2 separate regions of the Homo sapiens genome follow, and region 2 is linked to region 1. Evidence: chromatin contacts called from ENCODE Hi-C data. All regions are on one chromosome and are shown on one strand. The core of a region is the stretch at or near the end of the contact, and the rest is flanking DNA. Distances in the headings are between cores, read along the strand shown.

Region 1 (5,527 bases), core at 1,187-3,686:
TTAAAGCATATAGGAGGGTGTACATAGGTTATAAACAAATGCTACACCATTGTATATCAGGAACTTGAGCATCCACAGATTTTGGCATCTGCAGGGGGTCCTGCACCCATCTGCTGAGGATACCACCATGCAACGACAGTAATTGGAAATTTGCTGAATTTGGGGGCAATATTTGAAACTAAAAATGTCAAGGTTCATTTGCATTTTCAGTTTTACTTAACGTTCCTATGCCAAGGCCAATGTTTATGATAGAAAGAGAAATTTACTTACACACTTGTATATTTTGTGTGAGGGCTTAGTAGAGACGAAAAATGCCTTTGGGGGGGCCGGGCGCGGTGGCTCACGCCTGTCATCCCAGCACTTTGGGAGGCCGAAGTGGGCGGATCACAAGGTCAGGAGTTCGAGACAAGTCTGACCAACATGGTGAAACCCTATCTCTAAAAAAAAATACAAAAATCAGCTGGGTGCAGTGCTGTGTGCCTGTAGTCCCAGCTACTTGGGAGACTGAGGCAGGAAGCTTGAACCCAGGAAGCCGAGGTTGCAGTGAGCCGAGATGGCACCACTGCACTCCAGCCTGGGCGACAGAGTGAGACTCCGTCTCAAAATACAAAAAAAAAAAAAGGTTTGTTTGGTAAAGAGATAAAGAATGTTCGTTCTGGATTCAGATTGCCTGAATTTCAGTTCCAGCTCTGCCACTACTACCTGTGAAATCCTGAGCCAGTTACTCTTCCTCCAAGCCTCAGGTTACTCCTCTGTAGAACAGGGACATAGTACCAGTTTCATAAAGTTGTTGTGACCATTGCATGACACAAGGTATATGAAACACTCAAATTAGTACCTGGCACATGTTGAAATGTTATCTACTATAGTAATATACTAAAAAAGTTCACAAGAGGTCTCATAGGTTTTATGCATACAGTATGTGTGTATGGTTTATGCACTTTCACATAACCCTGTGATTCTTCAACAGGGTTATGTTTTCTAACCCCAAGGAGACATCTGGAAAGGTCCAGAGACATTATTGGTTGTCACCACCTGGGGAGAGGTGCTACTGACATCTAGTGGGTCAGGCCAGGGATGTTTCTAAACACTCTACAATGCTCAGGACACCCCGCCCCCTTGCCAAAAACAAAAAAGAATAATCAGGACCCAAAATGTTAATAGTGCAGAGTTGAGAAACCCTGATTTAAACAGGGCATATGGAAACGTATTTCATAGGATGTAGTCACAAGATCTATATACGCATGTATCTTGTGGTCATGTCATAGTCCAGATACACACACATCTAGAACGCACTATGTCCACACACACACACATCTAGAATGTACTATGTACTTACATATGTATCATTATACAATGTACCTAGAGTAGCATCCTGTCATGTATGTGTCCCATATGCATTGATTGTGTCAGTATCTACATACAAAAGCCACTCTGACATACTGGAAAGAATGCTGAGCCTCAGAAAAGCTAATGTTATCTCCATATACATAATTCCATTTCATCCTCACAACTGCATGAGGACATGATATCATGCCAACTTTATGCAATGACTATACTAGTTCAAGACTGCACAACTGCTGATGTAGGTCAACCTCATAGTACGGACAGGAACTGTGTTTATCTTATACGCCAACGTATCTCAAGCATCCCAAGGGTGTCTAGACTCTCAGTAAACATTTGTGAAGTGACAGGGTGGGGAGGAGGACCCCGGTCTAACTGCAGCACTATGCTCGTAACCAGCAGATCACCATCTTTTCTCTCTTTTTTTTGAGACGGAGTTTCGCTCTTGTTGCCCAGGCGGGAGTGCACTAGCACTATCTCGACTCACTGCAACCTCCGCCTCCCGGGTTCAAGCGATTCTCCTGTCTCAGCCTCCCAAGTAGCTTGGACTACAGACGCGCGCCACCAAGCCCGGCTAATTTTTTGTATGTTCAGTAGAGACGAGGTTTCACCATGTTGGCCAGGTTGGTCTCGAACTGCTGACCTGAGGTGATTCGCCCGCCTAAGCCTCTGGGCTGGGATTACAGGCGTGAGCCACCGCGCCCAGCCAGATCGCTATCTGAACAGCGATCGACTCTCCACTCTCTACGGCCCCTTAGAAGGAACTTCACCTCTCTGAGCCTCGTTGTACCTATCTGTAAAGTGGGACAGAAACAAAACCATCCAGACTAGGGTTAGAGACAGGAGTCAAACACAACAAAAGGGGCAAAGTTCTGCATAGCAGATAGCTCGGACAATTCGGAGACCTCGCGGAGCCAGGGATCCCGCGCCGTCAGCCGAGGTGGATTAGGACGAGGCCTCTGGAGCAAGCAGAGGTTAACTCGCGACTGTGCGAAAACCTGCAGCTCAGCCTAAGTGTGGCACCCCAGCGCAAGCAATCTCCACGACGTCCTTCCGCTCCGACCTCCTCAAAATTGCGTCCGGAAGAGCAGTGGGTGACCCCTGCCACGCCGCCCAATCGCTGTGCGCGGTCCTGCGCGCATGCGTAAACCGCAGGTCAGCGACGGCGGCCGGGAGGCGGAAGTGGAGGTTGTTGTGGCTCCGAGGGCTGTTCGAGGAGCTGCTGCTGCTGAGGCGGCGGCAACTGCATTGAGGTGGTGGCGGCGCTGCCGGCCCCGGGCCGCTCGGCCTCTCGGCTCGCCTTCCAGCCTCGCCTGAGCCCGCCGGGGCCCGCGCCGGCCAGCGCCTGCCCTATGAGTGTGTCACTGGTTGTTATCCGATTGGAGCTCGCGGAACACTCGCCTGTCCCCGCCGGCTTCGGCTTCAGCGCCGCGGGTGAGTCCCGCGGCCTCGCCGCATTCCCTGTAGCCGGGTCTGGGCCCGGAGGGCTTCCCTTCCCAAAGCACTGGCCCGGGAAAAGCCCGCGGCGAGGGCTGTTGCCCAGGAAGACACGGAGAGGTAATCGGGATCCCTCTCTTTCCCATCCGCCTTTGAGAGGCCTTCCCGTTTGTTATCTCAGGGAAGCCCTGCCCCGAACCTCCCTCCCTGTGCCGTCTGAGGGCATTTAGTTTATACCTGGCGCGTCTCCCTCTCGAGATAGTCGAGTGGTGTGTTTGTCTCACTTGCTTCCCTATGGGCTTCGTAAAGGCAGGGACTGGGTCCCCAGCAACGCTGGACGGTCCCTGGGTTAATTAAATTGTTCCCTTTTGGAACGATATCCATTGAAGTGCCCCCTAACCATAGTCATAACTAAAATTTGGACACTTCCTATATCCCAGCACTGTACTAAGCACCTTTTGTGTATTGTATTCTTTAATTATCTTTGCAACAGCCCTAAGAGGCAGATGGATGTGACATGTACCTCTTACACATTGGGAAACTGAAGCTTAGTGATTAATTGATTTGCCCAAGGTTATCTGTAATGGGTGAAACTGGGATTCTAACTCAGTGAGCTGGACTTGAGTCTGAGCTTTTTACACCATTAACACAAGTGAGGAAGCTCCTTAGTGGGGAATGCAGCTCTGGCTCTGTTCCTTGGTCCTCAGATAATTAACTAACATTCATTCAAGAAATACTTGGCCGGGCGCGGTGGCTCACGCCTGTAATCCTCACACTTTGGGAGGCCGAGGCGGGCGGGTCACCTGAGGTTGAGAGTTCAAGACCAGCCTGGCCAACATGGTGAAACCCTGTCTGTACTAAAAATACAAAAATTAGCTGGGCGTGGTGACAGGTGCCTGTAATCCCAGCTACTGGGGAGGCTGAGGCAGGAGAATCGCTTGAACCCGGGAGGTGGAGGTTGCGGTGAGCCAAGATTGTGGCACTGCACTCCAGCCTGGGCGACAAGAGATAAAGTCCATTTCAAAAAAAAAAACAAAAAAAAAACTTATGCTCATATCTGCTGGAGCCTTCCTTGTGTGCTGAATCAGACAGCGTCTCTGTTTTAATGGCACCAGCAGTATCATGGAGGAAACAGATGAATTAAATAAGTGCAGAATATGTGTAGAATTACAACTGTGGTAAGTGCTGTGAAGGAAAGGAGAAACAATTTGGGAAAGTATTACAAGAAGATGTGTTTGGTTTGGAGAGAGGGATGGGGGCAGGTAGGGATGGTGTCATTGGGAACTTCCTGAGGACGTGACCTTTGAAGCTGCAAATTAAAGATTGAATATGACTTTATAGCTTATGAGCACCTTTCCAAAGGCTAAAAGTGGCTTCTGAGTTCTGAGAGTCAGCTAAATTGATATTAGCCGCATATAGACATCTGCATGGGTCAGTCATGTAGTCATTTATTCATCAAACATTTAGAGGGCTTCCTCTGTGTGCTCGGCACTGTGGTATAAGGGCTGGGAATACAGTGGTGGGCAAAACAGGCCTTGTCCCTGCCCTGACAGAGCATGTATTAGGGATATTTCAGTTAAGTCTCCAAATTCCGTTTCCCTTTTCATGTGTTTCATTGATTTAAGACAGTAATCACAGATGTTCATGGCTTGGTTCATGGCATGAGCATAAGCCAGGATGTTTAAGACTACCCCTACAAGTTTTTGAAATTTTGTTTTTTTAATGGACTTGATAGCTTCATTTTGGGCTGAACACAATTTCATTTTATCAGGTGTTACTAAAATGTTAGCTCATCTGGGCATGATCACTGTTGCATCTTCTCTAAGGCTCCCTCTTTGGCGATTTGCTTTAAAGTGCATGATTTTGGGCCAGGCGCAGTGGCTCAAACCTGTAATTCCAGCGCTTTGGGAGGTCAAGGCGGGTGGATCACTTTGAGGCCAGGAGTTCGAGACCAGCCTGTCCAACATGGTGAAGCCCCATCTCTACTGAAAGTACAAAAATTAGCTGGGCGTGGTGGCACGTGCCTGTAATCCCAGCTACTCGGGAGGCTGGGGCAGGAGAATCACTTGAACCTGGGAGGTGGAGGTTGCAGTGAGCCAAGATCACACCACTGCACTCCAGCCTGGGTGACAGAGTGAGACTCTGTCTCAAAAAATAAAAATAAAGTGCATGATTTCAGTAGAACAGCCCTGCATTTCTGAGTATATTGTCCTGGCTGCTTATTGACTCTTTGCTGTGTACTGCAGTGGTCCCAGAGTTGAGTGAGATGGATACTACAAAGGCTTCTTATCATCTTGGCGGAAGGCAGGAGAAAGAAAAGGAAAACCTAATGATAGAGGAATAGAGAACAGAGAGGAGCTTGTTTTATTACCTTGTATTAATCATTCATGTGTTCTTTAGCCGGGGAAATGTCTGATGAGGAGATAAAAAAGACGACACTAGCCTCAGCTGTAGCCTGTTTAGAAGGCAAGTCACCAGGAGAGAAAGTAGCGATTATCCATCAGCATCTCGGCCGTCGAGAAATGACAGATGTGATCATTGAGACCATGAAGTCCAACCCAGGTATGCTTTCTAAAACCCTGGACTCTCTTTTGTAATGTGAACACTGGTTGCCTATTTTATACACGGTGTTTGATGAGCCTACAATTTCAACATCTAGCATACTTTTGTCTTTCACTACGTGTGTGCTTTATATGACACTGTTAAGCCACATGTTAGTGTTTCCAAATATTTCTTCCAAATTAAT
Region 2 (6,158 bases), core at 2,306-4,805, 310 kb before region 1:
TACCCAGAGAAAAGGCCATATGTGGTTAACATAATAGCTGATATTTATTAAATACTTTATACTTTTAAATGTTTTATTACATATTATTTCACTTTTTTATGTTTCTGTTAGCCAAGGCAACTTGACCATCTAACCCTATTAACAAGATATTAATTAGCATCTTACCTCTTTTTCTGGTTTGGGAGAAATATATGAGAAAAATCCTCTTGTATAGGTGGGCTTGGGAGAAAGAGATGAGAAAAATTCTGTTTTGTACATGTGGGGAGATTAGTTCTCATATTAGGTAATATCTGTTCTGTTTGTTTTTTTTGTTTGTTTGTTTTTGTTTTTTTTTAGATAACAGGATTTTGCTGTGCCACTCAGGCCATAGTACAGGATCATAGCCTACTGTAGCCTCAAACTGCTAGGCCCAAGCAATCCTGCCACCTCAGCTTCCTGAATAGCTGGGACTACAGGTGCACGCCACTATAGCCAGCTATTTTTTTTAATTTTTAATTTTGTAGAGACAGGGGTCTTGTTATGTTGCCAAGGCTGGCCTGGAACTCCTGGCTTCATTCAGTCTTCCCGCCTCAGCCTCACAAAGTGCTGGCATTACAGGCTTGAGCCACAGTGCTTGGCCAGGACTTTAAAATTTGTAAATGTATTTTTTTATTGTGAGATATACCAGACATGAACTAGAATGCATGAAACATGTATGTACTATTTAAAGAATGATTATAAACAAACACTAGTGACAAGAAATGGAACATTACCTGTACTTCCAGACATATACCTATTGAGGTTCTTCCCAATCACAGCTCTCCCTCTCACCTCTAGAGATAATCAGTATCCAGATTTTTGTGATAAGCATTTTTTTACTCTTATGTACGGTTTACCAGAAATGTATGTATGTTTAAACAATTTGGTTTTGCTTGTTTTTGAACTTGATATAATTGGAATAATGCTATATGTATTTTTGTACGTATTGTTTTATGAATTGCTTTTATCCCTCAATATTATTTGTGAGATGTATCCACGTTGTATAGAGCATGAGTTCATTTCATTTTCATTGATGTCTGGTATTCTGTAGTATGAATATACTAAAATTTATTTACCTGCTTATGCTGCTATAAGCATTCTTGTACATGTTTTCTTGTACATAAGCATTATTGTATAAGCATTCTTGTACATTATGCTGCTATAAGCATTCTTGTACATGTTTTCTGGTGCGCAAATGCATAAGCTTATCTAGTATATTTGCCCAATATCAGAATTGTCATAGGATTTCCACTGCCCCTAAATTAATGTCAAACTCTTTTCCAACTGGTTGTGCCAGCAGTGTATAAAGTGTCCTGTTGCTTTTTGTTCCCGTTAATACTTGCTGTTATCAGACTTAAAATTTTTGCCATGGGTGTGTAATTATTTTCTTATTGTGGTTTTAATTTTTCATTTCCTTTATTACTAATAAAGTAGGGCATATTTGCATATGTTTATGGCCATTTGGATTTCCTCTTTTGTTAAATATTTTTGCCTGTTTTTCTGTTGAGTTTTTCTTACTACTTAGTAATTTTTTTAAAACACAGTTTGGATCCTTTGTCAGTTATATGTGTTACAAATATCTTCTATTTTGTGGTATGTCTTTTTACTTTCTTTATGGTGTCTTGACACAGACTCAATTTTTCATTTTAATGTGGTTGATTTTTTTCATTATTTCTTTTAGTACTTTTTGTGTTTTGTTTAGGAAAATTTTCCCTAAACAAAAATTGAAGACATTCTCCTATAGAATGTAAAAAAAAGGTTTACAGTTTTTGTCCTTTCACATTTAGGTCTTTAAACTACTTGGAATAGATTTTTTTTTTTTTTTTTTTTTTTGAGACAGGGTCTTGTTCTGTTTCCCTGGCTGAAGTGCAGTGATGCAATCATGGCTCACTGCAGCCTTGACCTCCTGGGCTCAAGTGATCCTCCTGCCTCAGACTCCCAAGTAGCTGAGACCACAAGTGTGTGTCACCATGCCCAGCTAATTTTTTTATTTTTTATTTTATTTGTAGAGATGGAGTCTCACCATGTTTCCCAGTCTGGTCTTGAACTCCTGGGCTCAAGCAGTCCTCCTGCCTCGGCCTCCCAAAATGTTAGGATTATAGTCATATAGTCACTGAGCCTGACCTAGAACTGATTAGATGGAGTCTCACTCTGTCGCTCAGGCTGGAGTGCAGTGGCATGATCTCGGCTCACTGCAACCTCCGCCTCCTGGGTTCAAATGATTCTCCTGCCTCAGCCTCCTGAGTAGCTGGAATTACAGGCGCCCGCCACCATGCCCAGCTAATTTTTGTATTTTTAGTAGAGATGGGGTTTCACTATGTTGGCCAGGCTGGTTTTGAGCTCCTGACCTCAGGTGATCTGCCCACCTCCCAAAGTGCAGAGATTACAGACGTGAGCCACCATGCCCGTCCTAGAACTGATTTTTTGAGTGTAGTGTGAGATACAAAGTAGGGGCCTAATTTCATTTTTTTTTCCTGTATGGATACCCAATTGTTCTAGCTTCATATTTTGAAAAGACTGTCTCTTTTCCACTGATTGAAAAAGCCACTTATGTCATACATCAGAGATCTATATATATATTGCTGGGTTTAATTTGGGCTATTTTCATTTTATTCACCTATTTGTCCATCCCTGTACTAGTACCACAGTATCTTCACTCTAGGTCTATGTTAGTTTTTGTAGGGAGACCTCCTGAAACTATTGCTATGGAATAAAAGATGAAATGCTCCTGATTATTGTAAATACAAAATTGCATGCAGGATTTTGTAAAGACAATGCAAGGTTTGGCTGCCAGAATGAGCCAACAGTGCGTGATGTGCTTCTCCCTGCAGAGAGCCTATAAACGGACGTGCAGTCAGGGAGGTTTCACATCACCAAGATTACTATCCCAGAAAAGCAGATGTTCATAGCTCTGGGAATGCAATGCAACCCTTGTGGAGAGCCTATAAATAGACACATGAGGGGCGCTTGTTCATATGGATAAGATAGGGTTATAAACGCCCTTATCTTGCCACGGCTTTTCTGGGTCTCTTTAGGGTTAAGGCATACTCCCTTCTGAGAATTTGTGGTCTAACCGGTTGTTTCACATCCTGTTTCTGTTGATTGTTTGCAACCAGCTTTTGCTGCAAATATTACTGCTGATTAGTATCTTACTAAACATAGGTTATGGATAGACTGTGTTTCTGTTTTAAGGCTCTGTTAGAAATTGCTGACACACACACTATGTTGTAAATTCTTATCTCTGTATACTGTACTTATGCATACCGATGTTACATTAAAGAATTACTTCATCCCCATGTGATCATCTCACCTCATAATCAAATGACCCCCTAAATCCCTCACTAACCTACCCCCGCCCTCACTAAACTTAATAATAAATGCCAGTATATCCAGTGCATTGGCGGCATCACAGGACCAGAAGGCGGTGACGCCCTGGACCCAGCTTTCACTATTTTGTGTGTGTCTTTTATTTCTCGACCTGCCGATCCACCTGGGAACAAAGAAAGAGCCCCGTTGCATTGCGGGCTGCTGGCCAGATCCCACGATAAGTCTTAAGATGAGGTGGGGCAAGTTCTTCTTTTTTTTTCAAGAGTGTCTTGGTTATCTTAATATTTTATATTTCTTTCTTTTTTTCCTGAAGAGTTGGGTTTATTTCAATAGTAAATTTGAAACTCTTGACTTAAGTGAAAGTACTCTAGTAATTATATCAGGAATAGACAATTTCCTACACTGTCAAATATATGAAAGTTCCTTTTGTACGTTCTTCAACACTGATCAACAAGCAGTTTCAGTCCACATTTGCTTTGATCTGTCACTGAGTTAACCCAAGCTGCTTCTTCAGAGATTCTGGCATCTTGGGGGAGGGCAAGGGAGGCTGAAGTAGACCTTCACAGAATCATAGATAAACTACTGTAGTGCAGTCAGAGTACCAGTCATAATGATACAGACAAACATTCCCTTCCATACACCTTTAAATCCAAGTCTCTGGAGGACTTGAGAAGCACTGCTACCTTTTTCTTTATTCAACACAGATACCACAGAATCATCAGGGTGAGAAACAATTGCACAAAACACTCCAGGTATGTAACCTGCTACAAATGTTACAACCAGCTCCTCTGTCTTTGAACATTCACCACAGGGCTTCCGAACCACAAACTTGTACAATGCTTCAACAGTACCTTAAAAGCAGGCAAACTTCATCATGGCATATGCTATCTGTCTCATCCAGAGAGGAGCAACCCCTTTGTAGAATGTTTTTAGGCCTTCTTCCTTATACATCTTGGGAGCTGCATCCCTCAAAGTCTTGGTCTAACCTGGTTGGGTTTGAATTTGAACCTTAGCAGCTTCCATAGGGCAATTACAGCAAAGAATTCAGCACTGGCAGAGGCAGCCAAATACAGTGATGTGCACCAGAGATAACATGCTCTGGGAGTATGTTGCTATACAAGACTTTAAAGACTTCATAAAAGCCAAACTTGCAGAACACCTGCATGGAGTGGCCAATGAAAGTCAGAGCCTGTCCTTTAGCCAAAGAATGAACACCATCCTCCTTAAGTGTAACTGAGAATCCATTAAATATGCCCTTCTACTTTTGGGGGTCCACCTGCATACAGCATTTCACTAAACCCAGGGGAATGACCGCAGTGTGTGTCAGACCACAACCTAAGACCCCACGAGAGCCACACAATGCATAATACTTCGTGGAGTCAAATTCACAACTGTACTTTTATAAGGCAGCAGCTGCCAGGTTAAGAGAGCAGTGGGGGGGCCTTGCGGGTCTTGTGGGACCGCTGTGGAGGTCCGTGAGGCCATCGTCCACCAGCTGCAGGTGTGGCACATTGAAGGAGTTCACCCATGCCAGGTGTGCCATGGATGAGAGCTTCTCCCTAAGATGGCAAACACCCCACTGTTACTCCCTTGGATTGTGGCTCACAGGGTGATATTTTGTACTTCCACATCAGATTCAGAGTCAGCTTGTCAAGTTCCACAGGAAAATAGGTTGAGATTTCATTGAGATTGCATTTAATCTTTAGGAGTCCCTCAATAAATGGTTTATAATTTTCTCCATAGGACCAAAACTATTTTTAGATAAGTGGGAATGGGGATGCCAAAAGGAGAAGAATAAGAAGAGACAAATTTCACCAGTGTGGTCAGAAACCGAAAGGCAACACATACAGTTCATTCTGACATTTTTCAGTATTACTGACTTTTTACCCTGACTTTTTATTACTGTAAACGTTTTCATTTTCTTTAAGTCCTCAGCCACATCCCTAAACACTTAGCAGAATACCTCATTTCTTATATTTAGAAGATGTTTGGCTCATGCCTGTGATCCCAGCACTTTGGGAGGCCGAGGAGGGTGGATCACAAGGTCAGGAGATCGAGACCGTCCTGGCTAACACGGTGAAACCCCATCTCTACTAAAAATACAAAAAATTAGCCAGGCGTGGTGCTGGGCGCCTGTAGTCCCAGCTACTTGAGAGGCTGAGGCAGGAGAATGGTGTGAACCCAGGAGGCAGAGCTTGCAATGAGCCGAGATCGTGCCACTGCACTCTAGCCTGGGCGACAGAGCGAAACTCTGTCTCCAAAAAAAAAAAAAAAAAGTAGAAGATGTTGCCTGTGCCACTAAAGCACTCTCAATTGTCTCCTTGTGGTACATCTCCACCACAAAATTTCTCATCTTTCCACTCTTTTTTTAACCCTATACCTAAGAAAGGAGTGTCCCTGTGAGTAAGAAGGTTCAGTACTAATCTATCCATGAGTACTCTGATTCCAGAACAGTTGGGATAACTGTGGTTATAGTGGTTATAGATTCCTTCCTATCTGTAGTCTTCCCTTGCATTGCCCACAATCAACCAATGGCAGAGGCCCCAGAAAAATGATGTCAGTTTCCTACTAGAAACATAAAATGTAAGAACTGTTACATTGTTAACATTCTCCTAGCTACATCACATATGAAATGAGGATTTTATTACTTTGACAGATAAGACCACTTTTTTATCTGAGCTTCTGTGACCTGCTCCTGGGACTTTGCTGGCTCACGGAGACACTTCTCTATGGAGCTTCAGTAGCAAATAAGGACATCATCTGCTATAACCTACAAGCAGTTGGACAGGTGAGTGCTACAAGACTGTCACTGC

What was found. A loop is a pair of places that touch in the nucleus more often than their neighbours do. Pooled maps may share reads with other maps.
Region 2: a pooled map shows a loop between it and region 1 (5-fold over the local background). The contact joins the enhancer-like site here to the promoter of ACAD10 in region 1. A Hi-C loop is called at or near these places in 4 of 50 pooled maps.

The regions. Positions count from the first base shown.
Region 1 is chr12:111,682,962-111,688,488 of GRCh38, reverse strand. It overlaps ACAD10 (acyl-CoA dehydrogenase family member 10), which reads right to left and starts at 2,436. Exons shown (of 21, transcript NM_025247.6): 1 at 2,250-2,436. BRAP (BRCA1 associated protein) reads left to right here and starts at 2,533. Exons shown (of 12, transcript NM_006768.5): 1 at 2,533-2,778; 2 at 5,182-5,343. The coding sequence starts at 2,697. RefSeq lists a silencer at 2,661-2,760 and enhancers at 2,105-2,806, 2,807-3,508, 3,509-4,210.
Region 2 is chr12:111,991,733-111,997,890 of GRCh38, reverse strand. TMEM116 (transmembrane protein 116) reads left to right here. Exons shown (of 11, transcript NM_001193531.2): 4 at 6,002-6,133. It also overlaps the pseudogene SLC25A3P2. Among named protein-coding and RNA genes, the nearest start is that of TMEM116, 18 kb to the left of the region's middle. RefSeq lists a silencer at 5,632-5,926. Within about 2 kb of position 3,555, at least 3 of the 41 ENCODE cell types and tissues checked have a DNase peak (open chromatin) inside an H3K27ac peak, as active enhancers do.